5 separate regions of the Homo sapiens genome follow, and all the other regions are linked to region 1. Evidence: read pairs that join two places in POLR2A ChIA-PET (ENCODE). Cell type or tissue: MCF 10A. All regions are shown on one strand.

Region 1 (4,000 bases):
TCTAGAGTCTCTTCCCCTAGCTACCTATGCAATGCTGCTCAGACAGCAAGAGAAAAAGAGACAGAAAAAAAAAAAGTCTTTTAAAATTAATATTTGTTCACTGAGGGGCAACGAGTAATAGTCATAAGAGTTTAGTTGAAGAGAATTTTCCCATAAACTCAAGAATGCCAAATGAACTTTATACTGATGATGGGTATGTATAATTCTGGGATACAGTGTCTAGGCTACTTGGCCCTTAAAATTAATATTGACTAAATGTTTAATTGTCTGTTCCATTCTAGACATAAAGATCCCATTAATTCACAACATTTTTTTCCATCTCATGTGATGATGTGGCTAATATTATTATGCTAATTATTTCTAGTTGCTTGGTTTCAAAAACTATGAGACCCGATTCAAATGGTGAATGAGAGTCCTTGGCTCCTTTAGGCCACTAGGGTGCTCCATTGCTCTGAATGGCATCTCAGCGTCTGGTTGAGTTTATCCAGAATAAAGTGAAATCACATGAGCATGTTATTCTCTACTCACTGAAAAAGATCAGGAAGACAGGGTCTTGACAAAAAATGCAGTACATCTCAGAAATCTGGAGAAGAAAGTGGAAGACAGCCAGGCCGAATTAACGAAAATCAGACTCAAAATATTTTTTAAAAATTCAGTTTTATTACATTCTGATACAGTGCATCCTTAGCTTATAAGTTATAAACAGGTACTAAAAATGATGTCAACAAAAAAGCTGTAATGTACAGTATTTCTTTGCATATAGTAGGTGGCTATTAAATAGTTGTTTGAGGTAAAATTTACCTATAAAAGAGCAGTTTGACATACAAATCTATTTGATAGAACTAGCTCTTGTGGCATTTTTACTTAATAAGGATCACATAAGCTAAATGGAAGTCACTATTAATTTCAAATATTTTATTTGATTACATAAATATTCTGAATAAGAACATTATGAGTTTGGAGTGAGAGTATTTTATAAACAATTTTTTTACAATATACTTTTATTCCATAGGGCCATTTGTTTACAAAATAATTGTTTTTCAAGTTTTCCTTATGGAAAATTTCAAACATAGACAAAAGTATAAAGAATAGATTAATGAACCTTCTCTGTGGCCCATCCTATTTCATCTCTACTCCTGCCCATTTCCCTCCTCTGGCACTGGATCATTTTTAAGTGCATCCCAATGTCAAATCAGCCAGGCATGGTGGTTCATGCCTATAATCCAAGCCCTTTGGGAGGTTGAGGTGGAAGGATCGCTTGAGCCCAGGTGTTCAGGACTAGCCCTGGCAAAGTAGCTAACCAGGCCTTGTCTCTACAAAAAAAACAATAATGATAATAAAATAGCCAGGCATGGTGGCATGTGCCTGCGGTCCCAGCTACTTGAGAGGCTGAGGTGGGCAGATCGCTTGAGCCTGGGAAGTGGAGGCTACAGTGGCCGTGGTTGCTCCACTACACTCCAGGTTAGACCACAGAGCAATACACTGCCCAGAAAGAAAGAAAGAAGAGAGAAAGAAAGAAAGAGAGAAAGAGAAAAAGAGAAAGAAAAAAAGAAAGAGAAAAAAGAAAACCAATGTCAAACCATTTAAATAATATATATTTAAATATTTATAAATATTTTATCATAGATGTTCTTTAAGAAGAAAAAAACATTTATTCTTAAGGCATTTTAATAAGTACTCAAACCAATCAATCCATTTCAGTCTTCACGAGCATGAAGCTGCTATTCATGACAAAAGCCTGATTCTCGAAGCCAGGGCGTCATTTTTCACGACACAAACAAAATAATTCTTGGGCTAGCATTCCACCAAGCAATGTGACTCTGCAAATTTCTCCAAGGGAACACTTGCAGACAGCCCCTTCTACTACAGAAAAAAAAAAAAGATTCTAAATATTATATCAGGTAGAACTAACTATGAAAGATCAAAATTCAAAGACACGCAATTGCATCCTAAGTCAATATCATATGGGTTTCAGATGTTTCTATGCCAAATCAAGTGCAGTTACCCATTCATTGTTTAGCGACAAGATGCAGGATGCTTTACAATGACTCAAATGCCCCTGAATTACTCATGGAAACCTGGGATGTGCTCCAGGACGGTGTGTGCAAATTGCTATTCTCTGCTCCTGATGTTTGAAACAGAAGTTCCAACATTATCGTCATTTATTCTCTGACACATCGAAACGAGACTGAAGTATGAGACATTAGTCTGCCTTATGCAAATCTTGACATCCCATAATGGGATGCAGAGCTTAGCATCCCCCAGGCTTCTTGCCTATGTGCGGGTCTTGTAGTGTTTTATCCTGTCTGAAGCAGTTAAATCTTTTTCACTCCCCTTGATGATTTCTCCCCACAGTGATTTATTTGTGTGTGGGGAGTTGGGGGTGGGAGTGCTCATGAAAATTAGAAAAAGTGTGGAAGATAATTTACTGAGGTGCTCTTCTGCTGATGATCTGTGACTGTCTGAATTCTTGTCTCATACAAAGTGGGGCGCTCCTCTGCATTCCAGAACCATTTTAAATCAATGCATAATTTTCCTCATTTTCCAAACGAGTAAGTCCTTTGGGGAAACTAGATTAACACCCCCAGAGAAGGGGGGTCTCCATTTATCACTAAGTGGACATTAAGCAAGCAGGAGCTGTGTGAAGTTTCTTCCTTTGCCATGTTAATAGACCTGGGCTTGACAAGAAGAGAATATGTCTCTTTGGAAGAAAAGGATTTTTTTTCTAATTTCTTTGCCTCTCTGTAGTAGCCAAGAGTGCTTGTGCCTGAGACTTGCAGCTATATATTTCATTGTTTTTAATCCCCTAAATGTCTAGTAGAAATAATACTGTGTTCATCTACACTTCGAAATGAACTTTCAATGTTAATAAATGTATCAGTAACCAAATTTATCTATGTTAAGAGCACAAAGCTCTTTGTTCCCTATATTAATTAGAAATATATATTTTTAATGCCTAAGGATTTGTTGTGAATGTTTGTGACATTTTTCTCACAACTTGTAGCGCTTTCTCTATATAAATGCCCAATAATTCATACAGGGAAATTGTGCAAGCAGGAGGCCTATAAACCAGACTTGCACTAACTTGTGGAGCTAATTCCCTTACAGTCATCCAATAAGCATGTACTTAATGTAAGCACAGGGATTGCTACTGGAAATCCAAAACACTGATAAACAAATCTGGCATTGCCTCTGCCCTCTCACAGACCATATAAGAGACAGAAGGTGCATCCACTTTCAGTGAAAGAAATTCCAAAGAGGAGAGAATTTCTAACCTGAGGGCCATAAACCACTCGTGGATTCGTAGTTGAGCTCCAAGTGGCCCATGAGCCCCCATGGTATACATGCCACTTGTTTGGGCAGAGGCTTCATAAGCTTTATCGGATCCTCCCAAAATGTCAGTGACGTGGGAAAAGTGAGGAGCCGCTGCAGGAGATGTGCACACACGGCATTTTCTGCAGCCAGAAGAAGAAAGAGGTAAATGCCTGAGAGAATCTGAGGGCCTTGCAACCAGAGCTGGCAGAAGGGCAAGAGGAATGTTAGAGGCGGATGATGGGTGGATGGAGCTCTCTAGGTGCAGAAGTCAGGGTAATAGACACTGCAGGCCAATGGATGAATATAGGTTGAGACATGAAACTTCAGGGTGTGTGGTTCCTTTAGAATATAGCCATGCATTTTTGAGGAAGAAGGAGGAGAAAATGACTTTCCTTGCATGGAATCAGAGCCTGATAGGCTTTGTACCTGGAAGCTCCTTGTTAGCTTGATGACAAGGCTCTGAATTATCTCCATTGTTTCTCTTCTGTCACATAGGAATTCAGCATTAACTCTTAGGATCTTTCCTACAAAGTGCAAAGAGCCAGAGGAAGAAAATGAACAAAAACCATAGCAGCGCTTCTAGGTGCATACGTATAATGGGAAATACTCAGATATACACTGTGACGTGTTAATGGCATCCTGGTCATAATATAAACAGCTATTTGTAAGTGGCTCTCTCCTGTTG
Region 2 (4,000 bases), 110 kb after region 1:
TGCCCAGGCTGAAGTGAAGTGGTGCAATCTCGACTGCAACCTCTGCCTCACAGGTTCAAACGATTCTCCTGCCTCAGCCTCCTGAGTAGCTGGGACTATAGGCATGCGCCATCACGCCCAGCTAATTTTTGTATTTTTAGTAGAGACAGGGTTTCACCATGTTAGCCAGGATGGTCTTGAATGCCTGCCTCAGCCTACTAAAGCGCTGGGATTACAGACGTGAGCCACTGCACCTGGCCAAAACCACCTTTTTAAAAAAATGTAGAATGACCTAGTGAGAGGCAGATTATTAAAATGGAGAGAATGGGTTTTGAAAGTTTTGTTCTAATCTTATCGCTATTGTTCTAACCTTGGAAAAATTGCTTACACTGTATGAACCTCAGATTCCTCATTTGTAAAATGGGGAAAATAATACCCCCACACAGAATTAGTGCCACGGTTACCAAGTCCTCGGCATCAGGGAGGCACCATAAGGCAGTGGAGCTTGCACTCAGTGAGGCATATGTGTGTGCCTTGTGTTACCAAAGATCTTGGAAAATCTCAATTTAAGATTTGGGGACACATGTCGTTGCTAAATTTATTACAAGTTTCAACTTTCAATTTTGAGCATCCTGGCAAACAAACCCACAGTAACCTATTTAGTATACCACTGACATAAATATGTTTTCTAGTGAAATCAACACTGTATATTTTTAAGGAACACAAGTCTACAAAATCATATCTTGCTTTCATGCCAACCTAATTGCCACAACTACCTCTAAGACTCCATTTTAAACCCTAATTGCTTCAAGGTGGCAAGAAACATATAGAACTTTATTTGTTTAGGCTATTTGCAAAAGGCAATACAGCCTGTCATCATGAACATTCTATTGATGTGGTATGTGGTTGTTCGCTGTGAAAACAGAACCATTTAAAATTGTGTAGCACTAAACACACCCTGGTATGATGAAGTGTGAGAGAAAGGAAACACAGAACTCAAACACCAGGAAAAATGAACACTCTCATTGCAGTGAAACATTGGTATGAAATTGGCACAAGGGCAAAAGGAATTCAGAAATGACACAACAAACTTACTCTTTTTCTTACTCTAAGTCATTTAACCCTTACTTTCACCTTCTAGTAACAAGCATACATTTTTTACATAGAAAGAAAAACACAGTTATAAAAGATTATTTCACCCCTACTAAAATCAATAGTATATATAAAGGGCAATGATACACACAGGTTACAGCATATGAATATGAAATTTGCATATGCAAATGAAATTTGTTTTTCCTTTGAAAACAACACAGGTTTAATCATGTTATTAAGCAGAATTTTAACGAGCAATTATGAGCGCTACTCTGAAGAGTGTAAATGATAAGTGCTACTATTCGCAATAGCAAAGACATGGAATCAACCTAAATGCCCATCAATGGTCAACTGGATAAAGCAAAATGTGGTACATATACACCATGGAATACTATGCAGCCATAAAAAAGAACAAAATCATGTTCTCTGCAGGGACATGGATGGAGCTGGAGGTCATTATTCTTAGCAAACTAACACAGGAACAGAAAACCAAATACCACATATTCTCACTTATAAGTGGGAGCCAAATGATGAGAACACATGGACACTAGAGGGGAACAACACACACAGGGGCCTATCAGAGGGGAGACTGGGAGGAAGGAGAGGATCCAGAAAATAATTAATGGCTACTAGGCTTAATACCTGGATGATTAAATAATCTGTAAAACAAAACCCTATGACACAAATTTACTTATGTAACAAACCTGCACTTGTACCCCTGAACTTAAAATAATAGTTTAAATAAAGATGCCTGGTGCAGTCCCAAACATAACAGAGGCTGTAATTCAAAATATCGCTATTCAATTACTTTAAAATAAGCTTTCCTTAATACTTTTAAATTGTAAATGAGAAAACAGATATGTACAGAAAAGACCATTAATAAAAGTTTAGGTTTTTCAAGGTGTTGTTTGTTTGTTAATTCATGTGTTTGCTTTTGTTTCAGTTGTTGTTGTGTGTTTGGGGGTGAGGCTGGGGATATTTGTTTCCTGAGGACCTCTGCATTTTCTGACTTTTATTTGAATGTGCTAAGGCAAACTGAGAAAATTCAAAATTGTGTCCAACCGTTTGACTTCTCAAGTCACATACCAAAACAAAAACTATGGGATTACATCAAAGGGCATAGTAGGGATTCCTGGGTTAAGGAGAAAAAAGTGTGTAACATTCCTAACTAGAGTGATGGAGTATGAACTATATAAGGAAAGCTATCATCACCATTGACAAATATTTGTTATGTTAGGCACTAGCCTCCCTGTAAAGGAAGACAATACCCATGAATTCAGAATGTAAGCCACCCACAGCCCTATACTGAAGTTATCCTGGACTTTCCTGCCTGTGTCCACACAGATAGGAATCCTAGTCATGATGAAACTGAACATCCACACTGGCAGCTAGCTCCATGATAGGACATGTGAGCACAAATAGTTCAAATTGCTCAGAGGGAGAAAGTCAAAAGCACATTGTGCAATCTGACTCTTTGGAATGTCAATGTGAGGCATGAATCACCTGACAGAATTTGCCTCGGTCCATTTAAAGACATTATTCAAAGAAACTCATCTACACATCACTGCCCAACAAGGAGACGTTTCTATTTCAAAATTAAATAAGAACCTCAGACAATTTTTTCACAGCAGTTATCATGATTATTGAATATGTGATAATCCACAGTGTATTCAATCCTTGTGGATTACAAAGGACACATTGTAGAAAACTGCAGATTTGGTGACAGCATTGGCACTAAGAGTCAGAAATCCCAGATTCTAGACCATGCCAAACCACTTCCCAGACAGGTGACCTTGGACAAGTACCTTCATCTTGCTAAACTTTTTTTTTCTTTTTTGTTAAAAATAGTAGTAAGAGTTCCTGAATTTTTCATCACACACAGGTTGCACAGGAATCAAAAGAAAGTCTATAACAATATTTGATAAAGTGTAATGCATATGGACACAATAACCATAATAATTACTAAAATATTTTTATTATACAAGCAAAAACTTATAAAAAGAAAATGTTTAATTCAAGTCATGGGAATAAATGAGACTCTTCAGAGAACTTGTAATATAAGTCAGAAAGAAGTAAAAGAAAAGAAAAGCCATGAGGAACACTAATACTTAGAAATAAGGCAGACGGCCGGGCGCAGTGGGTCACACCTGTAACCCCAGCACTTTGGGAGGCCGAGGTGGGTGGATCATGAGGTTCAGGAGATCGAGACCAACCTGGCTAACACAGTGAAACCCCATCTCTACTAAAAATACAAAAAATTAGCCAGGCGTGGTGGCAGGCACCTGTAGTCCTGGCTACTCAGGAAGCTGAGGCAGGAGAATGGTGTGAACCCAGGAGGTGGAGCTTGCAGTGAGCCGAGATCACACCACCGCACTCCAGCCTGGGTGACAGAATGAGACTTCATCTCAAAAAAAGAAAAAAAGAAATAAGGCAGACACAAGAGCCAATAAAGAAGTGAGAAGGTGGGTTTGTAGAAATGTCAGGGAACTAGGGATGTTCTGTGTTACAGATGCCAAGAGAGGGGAAGAGTAATCATCAGCAAAGTACCTCCCAAATGGATCAAATAGGATGATCACAACTAAATTAAAATCATTAGCTTTGGTAACTAGAAAGTCACTGCTCTGTTTCTATCAACTGATTTTTTTTCTTGGTAGGGTCACATTTGCTTGCTTCCCCACATGTCTAGTAATTTTAATTGGATATTTGACATCACCACTGTTGTTCAATGTCTGGATTCCTGTCTTCCTTTAAAATACTCTGTACTTTGTTCTGGAAGGAGATTAATCTCTTTGAGGATGTTTGACCTTTACAGTCTTTCTTAGGATGTTTTTAAGCTTTGTTAGAGAAGGTTTAGAATAGCTTTTGCTCTGGGGCTAGGTGAGCCCTGCACTTAAGATGTGGCCTTTGTGGAGCCTCTACTGAATGCCCT
Region 3 (4,000 bases), 230 kb before region 1:
TTGCAATGTCGGTTGGGTTTGAGAAGTTCATATTTGTTTAATGTTTAAATTTAGGTTGGTATCTAATCTTTATTTGGTAATTATGAGTATTAAGTTCCATAGTTTTGGAAACTGTTTGGCTTGTTCACAATTAGAAATGTAAACCTGAATTTGCGAGCTTTCTAACCTTTCACAAACTGATGGTCTTCTGAATCCCTTCCTTAAAATTGGTACCCATAGGTAAAGGATATTGCTATTTGTAAAATGCTCAATACCATATGTTAAAGCAAACTAAATATGGCTGGAGGAGGACTCCGTGCTTCTGTATTTGAGTCCTTGTGGACGAACTATAACCTAGCTTAATAGGCAGACAAGACTGAAAACCCAACTTAGGTGTATGTGCCTGTAACAATAGCTGAGTCTTGGCCAATCCCAGCGGCCATACTTCAACCACTGATAGACTGCTGAGTGTTCAGTTGTTCAAATAGAGCAAACACCAACCTGTAACCAATCCAGCTGTTTCTATACCTCACTGCCGATTTCTTTATGGCACTTCCCTTTTTTTGTCTATAAATTTGTTCTGACCACGAGGCATCCCTGGAGTCTCTCTGAATCTGCTGTGATTCTGGGGGCTGCCTGATTCTACATATATGTAGTATATCTACTATTATTAAGTAGATAATTATATCTACTATTGTTAATAATTAGTGTATTTACTATTGTTAATATATGTATTATATATACTATATTATATGTAGTATATCTACTATTATTAAGTAGATAATTATATCTACTATTGTTAATAATTACTGTATCTACTATTGTTAATATATGTATTATATTTACTATATTATATGTAGTATATCTACTATTATTAAGAATGGCATTATTATTGTCACATCTTCTTGTCTGATGTTTTTCAAAATAATATTGCTATTCCTATGATGTAGAATAAACCAGCCTACATGTGACCACATGAACACAGCATCTCTTTGCTCACTCACTTATCCCACAGTGTAGCTTTTAGTGGAATTTGGATGAAGTACACTAAGTCCTAAAGCAAACACTACAAAACTTACAAGCCTTCTTCCTTCAAATTCATTCTCTCTCTTCTTCCTTCATAGCAACTCACTAGATACATGAATCAAAATAAAATATACATGCATCAGTAACTGTGAGCTAAAGGCATATTCAATACTTATCGTATCTTATGTGATTAGACCTCCAGAGAGAAGAAAACATTGCTGTAATTCCCTTTTTTTTCTTTTATTTGCTCTGTCGCCCAGGCTGGAGTGCAGTGGTGCTATCTTGGCTCACTGCAACCTCTGCCTCCCTGGCTCAAGCGATTCTCCTGTATCGGCCTCCTGAATAGCTGGGATTACAGGTACATGACACCCCATCTGGCTGATTTTTGTATTTTTAGTAGGGACGGGGTTTCACCATGTTGGCCAGGCTGGTCTTGAACTCCTGACCTCAAGTGATCCACCTGCTTCAGCCTCCCAAAGTGCTGGGATCACAAGCATGAACCACTGCGCCCGACCTGTAATTTGGTTTTATCATTAAAGCTACAAAAGTGCTGTTTAGCTTTGACTCTGTTTTTAGAACTAAAAATGTTGAAAGTATCACATGAAAATTTATGGAGGTTTATTTCAGCATAAAATGAATGTAAAACTACTTTCCTGTTTGTAACATAGGAATGATATCTAGAAACAGCAGATAGGACGTGTGCCTAACTTTAGAATATAAGTGATACAGATATAGACATCACCTCCTAAGGCTTAGCTGCATGAAAACAGTATTTATAACACTTTGCATAAGCATCTTCCTCCACAGATTATTAAAACAACAAGAAAAAAAGTCTGTAGGTTTCTATATTTTGAGCTGTGGCAGTAAGACTGCACGGATCTGGAATTCCACAAGATGGCGAGCTCTCCATAAAGTCAGACGAGAAAAACAAAACAAAACAAAAATCCAAACCAAGAAATTAAAATAAAAACAGAAAAATGAAGAAACACAAACACAAATGCTTGTTACCAAAAGTTTCTTTTTCACTTACGGTTCTTCCTATATTGACTGCTTCCCCCTAACCCCCTCACCAGCAGCTGTTTGTTTTACAAGGGCTATTTCAATTTTTCTTACCCTTTGTATATTATACAAACGTTACATTTGGGGAACGAATGTAATTTCTGCTTTTGGGAATTGAGATTTAATGAAAGCCAGAAATAGTCATTCATTGTTTATCTTCAGCATACTTTAAATAGCTTAGATGGGTTTAGTCCCAGAAAAGCTAGGTTCCTAAATCCAAAAAGTTATTCTGAATCTCTTTTTGTATTGATTAATGGTGGAAATGATTGTGGTGCTGCAGGATAACATTTGTGAGTAAAGGTCAAATTTTGAATGCTAAGTTGAAAACAAGCAGTGTTTGACTCAGAGCATGTGACCTGTTTCTAACCCATGTGGCCATGAAAGGAAAAGCTGAGTCACCGCGCGCTTGAACTTGTGATCCTGCTGGGAGCCGTACCTGTCACGGGGAAGCCACGGCAAGCAGCTCCCGTGAAGGTTTGGTTTCTGCTAAGGGCTTATTATGAACAGGGAACCTAATCTGAGAGTGTCACATAATGTTTAAAAAGAGGTAAGGGAAAACTTAAATACTATTTGGAGGTGAGTCTTCATAATTATGTGCTATAATAAGCTGTTTACTTAGTAAGTAGCTTGAAGGTGCTCCCAAGACAAAAGTTCAAGACAGGAGGTGCTTTCACCAGATTCTCACAGACTCCATTATTAATAACCTAAGTGACAGTCACAGTCATGATCAGCACAGTTCATGGGGCACTTCCCATGTGCCAGGCACTCTCTGAAGTGTTTGTTCACTCACTGAATCCTCACCCGCAGCTAAGCAGAGGGTGCAAGGCTGTGTCTGTATTGTATAGTGAGATGTCACCCAGTAGCCAAGATCTGAATCCAGGCCCTGCTGAATTTATGCCTAAATTGTCTCCACAACAATGCTGCCTACAAAATGGCAATACTGTCTTTATCTCCTCGTGTCACTGAGATTTTAAGGCAAATGAAAGAGAAAGCACAAAGTCAAAGTCTGCATGTCTGTCTTTATTTTGCATTGCTGAAGCAAAACTAACTTACGACGTTCTAGGGATTGCCACCTCTAATGACTATAAAAACAAACTACGCTAGGTCTTTATTTTAATCTAGAAGATCATAAAAATTTTAGAACTAACAGAGCTTTTGTTACCCTAGGTGGACAGTGTAGCCATTATATGAGTGTTAGACTACCTGTGTAAGTTAGCAAGGACATTTCACTTTGAAATGAGAATGAGAGGAATTGGGTCAGTGGCTTCCGTCCTGCCTTCTGTTCTTGATGTTATATATAATAAATCAGAAGCCAGATATGTCACTTGTTCAAGGATATTTAGCTGGAATATTTGGTAAATGACAGAGGTGGATTTCAAACTAAGGTACGTTTGGTTTCAAATTTCTGTTCATTGGAACTTCTTGATTGGTAGTGTTAGATTCCCAACTCTAACACATTTAAAGAAAAAAGAAAAAGGGGGAGTGTTGAGATGAGGGCGTAGCTGAAGAGAGCGGAGGTTATGTTTGCCCCAGGAATGTGAGATGCAGAAACTCGAATGTGAGATGCAGAAACTCAAATGCGGCTTCTCTCTGTCACACTCATGCACATGGCACATGCACGCACGCACACACACACATCAGTTTTACTTTGTATGTGTTTTCTAACACAGAAGAGAACGTGACCACGTGCTGCCCTAGGCCCCCTAACTTAAGAGCAACTCGTCTCTCTGCCAAAAGGCCATCTTGGTGGCTCAGCCCAGGTCTTAGGCCCATCCCGGGCCCCTAAGTTAAGGACAGAAGGAAGAAATACATTTGGCTCCTGCGTAGGGATGGGAGCTATTTAACAGGAGGAAGGGGAAGGGAGAGCTGAGCACTAATGAGCAAGGAGCAACATGAGGCCCTGTGCTTTCCCCTGCATGGCACTCCAACTACCTGA
Region 4 (4,000 bases), 130 kb after region 1:
TAATCCCGCTTGAAGCAGCCCTGAGAAACATCGCCCATTCTCTCTCCATACCACCCCCCAAAAATTTTCACCGCCCCAACACTTCAACACAATTTTGTTTTATTTTTCTTATTAATATAAGAAGGCAGGAATGTCAGGCCTCTGAGCCCAAGCCAAGCCATCGCATCCCCTGTGACTTGCACGTATACGCCCAGATGGCCTGAAGTAACTGAAGAATCACAAAAGAACTGAAAAGGCCCTGCCCCGCCTTAACTGATGACATTCCACCATGGTGATTTGTTCTTGCCCCACCTTAACTGAGTGATTAACCCTGTGAATTTCCTTCTCCTGGCTCAGAAGCTCCCCCACTGAGCACCTTGTGACCCCCGCCCCTGCCCACCAGAGAACAACCCCCTTTGACTGTAATTTTCCATTACCTTCCCAAATCCTATAAAACGGCCCCACCCCTATCTCCCTTCGCTGACTCTCTTTTCGGACTCAGCCCGCCTGCCCCCAGGTGAAATAAACAGCCATGTTGCTCACACAAAGCCTGTTTGGTGTCTCTTCACACGGACGCGCATGAAAAAAACCCTTTCATTTTACTGTGGGACGGCAACCCTTTCTGGGACCCCTCTCTGCAGCAGAGAACTGTTCTCTTTCTTTCACCTGTTAAACTTCTGCTTCTGCTCTGACCTCGTCCTTGGTGTGTCTGCATCGTCGATTTCCTCAGCTGTGAGACCAACGACTTGGGCACCCACCCAGGCAACAAGGCCTTTTCAGTAAGGGAAGTGGTAAAATGTTTTCAATCCCTGTTGCCAAAAATCGGCCTAAGGCTTCCCAAAAAAAGTAACCCAAAGCAGACATGGCAAATATTTGCTACATTTGATAATAAGCCAATAAATTATCTGCTAATAAGTGACTGAAATATTTAGCACACATCTGCCTTATTCTGATGACTGATCACATTTCTAGCTCCCCTGTGGACTAAAACAATATGCTTTCCTTCTCTACACAAGCAATGCTTTCTGCAGAGACACAAACTTTACATCTGAATACAAATGCAGCACGTTTTAATTCTGCCTCTCATTCTCCAGCAAAATCATGGGGAAGAAGGAAAACATCCTTAGTCAAAAGGGGTACAGGGACTTAGAACCTCACCATGCTGCAGTCACACAGGCAATAGAGAAAGATGGCGGTGGTTCCCTGGGGCAGTTCCCCTCTCAAGCAAGGAGACAGGGGCAGCACTCCTACCATCTCCCCAGGGATATAGGAGTTAAGAAGGAATTGCTTAGGCAGATAGCAAGGGCATGGGAGTCCTGGGTAAGGCTTTTCTTTTTAATGAAAAGCAGCCCCAAGTCATTTTCTAACAAAGAGCAGCCTGCAAGCTGGGAGCTTGCATAGGTGAATGCCAGCAGGAACTAAGGACTAGACATTTTCAAACTGGTGGCTCCATCTTCCCTTCCCTGCCAGCCAAGTGTATTGTAAGGAGCAGAGAAGATGGCTCTGATCAACTGGAAAGCCTATTTGCATAATTAGATTAGGGTGGGGCAACCAGCCTTCCCCCGCACACTATGTAGACGTCATACCTGATGGAACCAGTCTGTGAGCCCTATGTAAATCAGACACCGCCTTCTCCAACTTATTATATCTGTTTTGGTCCACTGCCTCCCCACTTTTCAGATGTCTCTCTCTCTCTCTCTCTCTAAGAGCTGCTCTCCTCTCTCCTTTCTTCTATCTATTAAATTTTCCACTCCCTAACCCACCCACATGTGATTGTGTCCTGAATTCTTGGTGTGTGACGATGAACCCCAGGGTGTATACCCCAGACAGCACAGCCACTTCACCAGCAGGGACAGCAGCTGTCACATGAACTGGAGATGAACTGGAGGTGAGTCTGATGTCTCGGAATTTTGAGGAAAGTGGGTAGAAAGTTGCCAAGCAAGCTGAAGAGACAAGCAAAAGGGATCATATTCCAGAAGAATTCTTAGCAAGACCACAGTCAGAACTTCAATCAAGGTGATTGATTGGTCTGAAAGGGGGAATAGAATGTAAATAAAATACAACCATGAGAAACCACATGTATGTTGTTGAACCTTATCTAGACACTAACTGTGAAAAAGCCAGCTTGGATTATTGATGAACGACATTCAGAAAACCACAATTTTGCCATGCTTATTTAGAGAACAGAGACAGTGGTATTATCAGCCTATAGCTCAATTGTAAAATTGGGATGACTAGATGTCCCGAGACTATTCTGTTCCTCGGCCCTCTCGACACTCACCTAAGAAGCTTCCAAATTTACCACTTCTCAGTCATTGTAAGGATGCTGCATGTCATAAGGATGATTATGGAAGATTATGGGCATGTTCTACATAGAGAACAAGAAAAGTCACAATATTTTCTTTTATAAATTTATATTTTGGAATTTATATTAGTTCCCCTAACTCTAAATAACCATGGGAATATTGACAAATTTGATTTTCCAGAACTTTAAAGCTGAGGCTAGACACTAACCACAGTGACTTTATCTATGTAGTAGCACACTCTACCAGCTGGGATGTCTGGATAACAAGTTCCCCAGATTGCAGCCTCCCTCCAGCACCAAGTAGGATTACGAGTCTGTTTGGTTTCATTTTAGCTATGTAGATTTGTCAAATTTTGTCACCTCTGGACTTCAGTTTTCTCATATGTAAAATGATGCATTGGCCTGAATGTTTTCGGAGAACCTTCAATCTCTGTGAGTCTCTTCACTGAAAAAATTGTTGACTTTCTTTTTTTTATTGTTCTGTTTTTCTTTTCTATGTCAAAAAAGCACTATGGTAAAAGTCTTTCAGTAAAACTTGAACCTTGGGGCTTGTTCCTGAGTTTGACATGTTAAACAAATGAAAGAACTGTTTTCAACTGATTAGTCATATCCTTCAATTCCTACGGGAATATGGGTTCGTTGTGCATGAGAAAGTCAGCCAACTTTGGCATGAAGATGTCTTTCAGGTAGGTAGGCCACCTGTGATGAAGTGAATCATTGAAGAAAGTCTATTTTCTTGTGGCATAAATACAAGCCTGAAGATTACACATAAGCTGTCATACACGTACCTCCTAAATGCAATTCCTCAGAAGTGACATGCTATCATCATTCACATTAATGTCTATTTGTGCAACTACATTGTTTAAAATAATCAACCAATTCATCACAATAGATATTTGGGAGGAGTGAGGGAGCTTTCTCTGTACTAATGAAAGAAATGACATTTCTGTTTACCATTTGTCAGTTTTAAGTAGTTAATAAATATCTGAAATGATTTTCATATTTTGATATGGTATTCACTTGTAAGGATATGCAATTTTTAAGAGTTATGGTGAGAATGTTTCTTCCATAACATTCAGCTTTGAAAAGTTTTAGGAAACTATTCATTATGTCTCAAAAGTTAAATGCACGACAAATGAAATGCCTCTTATTGGTTGCAATTTTCTAAAAGTAAGTAATGCCTATTACTTTGATATTTAACTCAAATATATTAACAATAATTGAAAGCTTTTGAGTGCTACAGGTTGATAATAAACCTGAAAGTATAGAATAATCATCTGTATTTTAAAATTTTTATTCTTAAGGCCAACAAAACAAAGTAAGAATTATGTCAGTGTTTCTAACTGTCCTACCCAGATCTAGCTCCTGACTGATAATTGTCAACAGAGTCAAACACGCCTTCCTAAGGCCAGCTCCACTTCTCCAAAGCAAGCTCCTCTCACTTTGCCACCCAGAAGCCACACTGGAACCTGGAATCTAAAGAATGTGTTTGCATTATCAAAGAACTCTCCCTCTCCTAAAGGGTCCACCCTGGGATTCCATTCTAGTGACTTGACAAAATGCTTCTAATTACTCCTTAGTTAGTTCCCATAATCCGCTTAAGGACTTGTTTACTTGTTGACAGGCAGGGTAGGAATTCAGCCTTGACAGTCTGTGTCAGTGCAACATCATAAATAAGATAAACATTATCTGAAGTGATCACAATGTTCTTGAACA
Region 5 (4,000 bases), 50 kb after region 1:
GATTTTTTTTAAGAAATTAAAGCATCCAGATAAGGTAAAAAATGCAAATCCTCTCTCTTGCTTCCTTCCCTCACTATTGTCCAGATATAGCTCCTCTTGTTTCCAATAAAACTTTTAACGTGCCTTTTAAAGGATATTTTCCCCTTTGTTTAAACCTTAAGCAACAAAGAAACAAAATCCCAAGAATGAATTTAATTGTATTGCTATATAAATGAATATTTCTGAATTAGGAAGGACCAACTCTTTTAAAACACCACAAGTGCTATTTTGACTTTCAGATATTTTTCTTGGTTCTTTAGAAGTGTAGATATATGTAAGCTTTTAATCAAAGACTTTTTAAAAATCACACTTTATGCTATATCTTTAGGATTTATTTAAGTAGACTTCGGTTTTATAGACTCTGTTTTTTCAAATTTCATTTTTCAACATTTTTTATTCTTCAACATCTTGTTAGCTCCAAGTAGAAATGCGATTTGCATTTGAAACACTAATATTCACTATTCAGTCAGCCAAGACATTTCCTTCTTTTAATTTCCATAAATGTCAGTAAATGCCTCTTTTCACCTTTGGGTGAATAGTCAATAGAAAAATCAATTCTGTGACAAATGAACAGCAACATGATTTTACATATGAATTATTTAACAAAGACTATTTTTATCCTTGAAGGGAAAGACTTAAGTTAAAAATCGGTAGCAAATTATTAATTTACATTTATTAATATGATCCACAGGAATGCATATCCATAGAAATTGAAGAAATTTTATATCTTATGTTTAATTGGTTCATGCCCTAGACCTCATAATTGTCCAATAGGAAATTATTGAAAATTAGTAAATATATAAATAATCAATAAACCTCATTAAGCCTTTAGATCACGTTGTATTTTCACCCAGGTTGTGAGAGATTTAGTGTTTTGTAATGCCTGAAAATAAGTGAACTAATTACAAGTGTCTCACTTTAGAGAAAACACTGGCATCACCTCCGTTTTTACATCACTTTATCAAACTCCATCTTCTTATCTAATTGATGTCTCCTAGATGTTGAGAGACACAAGATTCTTTACAGTAAAGTACAGAAATGGAAAGTAGATTCATGTCTTGAATGTCTAAATTTCAAATCACCAAGGTTTTCTCAATAACAGAATAAAATCATTTTTTAAATCCCCGTACTGAGTTGTCGAGTTAGTAATCACCAGTATCTTAAGTAGCATTGTAATTTTCTAAGAATTACCATTTCTATGAAGGAATCTTCTTGTTGAAAACCTAATAAATAGAAGGGAATTTGTTTGAGGGTGAGTATCCCAACCCATAGGGAAATGGGTCTGGACCATGATCATTTATATATCTGTTTGCATATCCTAGGAGCTTGAAATGCTTTTCTGGTGTTCAGAGGCACAGACATTCATTGAATGTAAATGACTTAGCTTTTACCTTACATAATCCTGTCTTAAGAGCAGAAAGAACATAGGGGTGTTAGAGGTTTAACCCAGGCCACATTTTAGGTGGTCCAAACTGACAGGAGCTTGTTTATGAGAAATGCTGGCCCCACCCTAAGGGCTCCAGTAATACTGCCTTGGCCACAAATGTTTGTGGAATGGATCCCTTTGTCAATTTCTTTGGACGTCAGGTTTTCCTAGCTCCGTATAAACCGTGACTTTGCTCTCTCATTACAGAACTGCAAGTGGCCCCCAAACTTTGAAGCTTTCAGCTCTCTTTTGAATGTCAACTTTAAAAATAAAAATTACAGAATAACTAGCAAGTGTCTTATTAGCTTATTCACCAAACAATTTTGTTTTTAAAGACATTAAACTGTCAGAGAGCCTGTGCACTTTTCTAAATGCCTGGATTTTGTACCTATTATAGAACAGTACAATTTTTTCCGTGCCATCCCAAAATAATAATTTTGGACATGTAAGTTTATTTGATCCCTTAACCCTAAGGCACTGCATTCTTTGGCCACCAGGAGTCTGTGGTGACTGTCCCCCTCTCCTTCAGCGGCTCCGCCCACTAGCCATTCAGATCTATTTAGGCATGTTGAATTCACAGCAAGAAACGAGCATGGGACCACCCACACCCCATGTGATTTCAGAGCAGCCGAGCATTTTTAATAAGTTCCCAGAGCTTTCTAGTGTTTGAAAAACCCTTCGCTGAATCTGTGAATGTGAAATACAACTCACGTGTAAGAATGCGTTCAGGGGAAGCCTGGCGTTGCTTGAAGGCACTCTCTTCTGTTCTATTTCCTGGACTTGATGGAGCTGAGTTGCCCATTTACCCCCAAGGTTTTTTTTTAAATGGACCCACACATTTAATACTGTGTGATAATGTTTCTCCCTTCTCTCAAACGTGGGCCATGCATTCATACGCTTACTCCCTTTAAACTCTCTAAGCAAGTACACTGGATACTTTGTGCTGGGTAGAGATTAATTTACTCATTTTAGGCTCCAAGGACACCATAGTCTTGTGAGGCAGTAACTAATTCTACCCACATGCAATAGATCAACATTACTCCAACTCTTGTAATATACATGATACTTTTTAAATGAAAGAAAAACATCCCCTTGACCCTTAAAGTTTCTTAAATTATTTTACAATGTTAATTAAATGTATAGACATACAGTGTTACAAATAATCTCTTTACTCTTTGAGCTTTCATTTCAGCTATAAAACCAAGGCAAATTGACCACTTGAGTAGAATAAAAGTCTACAAAAGCAAAATAAAGGTAAAATTCACAACATTGATGTTAGGCATGAGATTTTGTTTAGCTGAAATGACATGACTGTTGGAAACGTGCGCTGACTATTCTATTCATCAAGTTCCGTCAAGCTTTGTGTGTTTTTCCCACTTTATGCCACTGGCTAACCAAGCCCCTACCACTATTTCTATTTGAAATGACAGCCAGCTTTTGAACTTACCCTGCTTTGCAATATCACATAGCTTTTCTTGCAGGAAAAAGAAAATCTATTACATATTAAATCCATCTGCTCTTTTCTCATTAACCTACAACAGTATAAATAATATTACTTCTGTCATCCTACTCATAAATAAAATACAAAGACATAAAAAAATCTCATTGAGTACTAGCTTGAAATATAGATATTCAAGATGATACAAAGTACAATTACTTTAAAAAGATATCATGAATATATAAACGCAAATAAATTTTAAATTGTTGAAGGAATTTGAGGACTCCTGAAAATACAAACCCTAACTTCAGAAGCATTGCATTTAACAACTGTTTAAATAGGTCACTAAAATCTCTTCATACTCTTTGTTATCTTACCCCTAAAATTCAAAAAAGCTGTAAGAGTTTTCTAATTTTCTTCCTGTAGAACTTTATTTAGTTTTGAGTCATATATAAATCATAGTTATGTTTTAAATCTAATGTGTTGCTCAGTATTTTCTGGGTTGCTTTTTAGTAATAAAAGAATATATTATGTTATATTTATAAAAGGCCATAAATCGTGAGAAGTGCACCTATTTAGCATTACTTAACTGAGTCATCAGGATAATCATAATTCAGCAGTGTTTAAGGATTTTGTTCAAGTCAAGGAGCTAACCATGGTACAACTGTAACAGCTCATATTTAAACAGCACTCACTACTTTTGTGAGGCTTTCTTTTAAGACACCTGCATATGTGACTCATATAATCCACATCAAGTTGTTACAAGGTAGGTAATTTCTTGTGGTCCCACTTTACAGGTGATGAAGCCAGCGAATGCTTGTTCAGCATTGCACAAGTAGCTTGCATAGTTGGGTTCCATCCCAGGCATTCCGGCTCCAGAGGCCAGGTTTTTCAGCCACACTGACTGTGCTCAAAACCATCCTCCAATTCCACATGGGTTTGTCATTTCATCATAGAAAATGAAGTTTAATGTCATTCCTGTCACTTGTCTACGTCAAATCCTGTGGAAACCCTTCTCCTCGCATGTTCTTCTCCCCTGTTCTAACTGGTTAGGTGCCCATCTCACTTCTCAATATTCAGATCAAAGGTTAATTAAC

Evidence for each region. Peaks named below come from ENCODE experiments on the same cell type or tissue, not always from the same donor. Only the 100,000 strongest peaks of a DNase experiment are listed, where the experiment ranks them.
Region 2: POLR2A ChIA-PET joins it to region 1 with 11 read pairs; 5 of 35 experiments call an interaction of 5 or more read pairs at or near these places.
Region 3: POLR2A ChIA-PET joins it to region 1 with 11 read pairs; 2 of 35 experiments call an interaction of 5 or more read pairs at or near these places.
Region 4: POLR2A ChIA-PET joins it to region 1 with 41 read pairs; 5 of 35 experiments call an interaction of 5 or more read pairs at or near these places.
Region 5: POLR2A ChIA-PET joins it to region 1 with 13 read pairs; 5 of 35 experiments call an interaction of 5 or more read pairs at or near these places.

Annotation. Positions count from the first base shown.
Region 1 is chr13:109,145,307-109,149,306 of GRCh38, forward strand. The region is part of intron 32 of MYO16 (myosin XVI); the gene reads left to right. LOC105370356 (a long non-coding RNA gene) reads right to left here. Exons shown (of 5, transcript XR_931717.3): 3 at 3,742-3,839; 4 at 3,276-3,455; 5 at 1,651-1,863. Among named protein-coding and RNA genes, the nearest start is that of MYO16-AS1, 20 kb to the right of the region's middle. In MCF 10A, a CTCF peak has its summit at 429; DNase peaks (open chromatin) are centred at 435, 2,095 and 3,095.
Region 2 is chr13:109,254,734-109,258,733 of GRCh38, forward strand. No RefSeq gene overlaps it. Among named protein-coding and RNA genes, the nearest start is that of LINC03061, 8.8 kb to the right of the region's middle. In MCF 10A, no CTCF peak of the experiment used is centred here; a DNase peak (open chromatin) is centred at 2,468.
Region 3 is chr13:108,913,423-108,917,422 of GRCh38, forward strand. All of the region lies in intron 16 of MYO16 (myosin XVI), which reads left to right. Among named protein-coding and RNA genes, the nearest start is that of MYO16-AS2, 190 kb to the right of the region's middle. RefSeq lists an enhancer at 2,384-2,513. In MCF 10A, a CTCF peak has its summit at 1,887 (motif pointing right); a DNase peak (open chromatin) is centred at 2,459.
Region 4 is chr13:109,270,553-109,274,552 of GRCh38, forward strand. LINC03061 (long intergenic non-protein coding RNA 3061) reads left to right here. Exons shown (of 2, transcript NR_185883.1): 2 at 1-523. LOC130494219 (a long non-coding RNA gene) reads left to right here and starts at 1,651. Exons shown (of 2, transcript NR_185888.1): 1 at 1,651-1,867. RefSeq lists an enhancer at 195-923. In MCF 10A, no CTCF peak of the experiment used is centred here; DNase peaks (open chromatin) are centred at 1,559 and 2,919.
Region 5 is chr13:109,195,125-109,199,124 of GRCh38, forward strand. The region is part of intron 34 of MYO16 (myosin XVI); the gene reads left to right. The region is part of intron 1 of LOC124903207 (a long non-coding RNA gene); the gene reads right to left. Among named protein-coding and RNA genes, the nearest start is that of MYO16-AS1, 30 kb to the left of the region's middle. In MCF 10A, no CTCF peak of the experiment used is centred here; no DNase peak of the experiment used is centred here.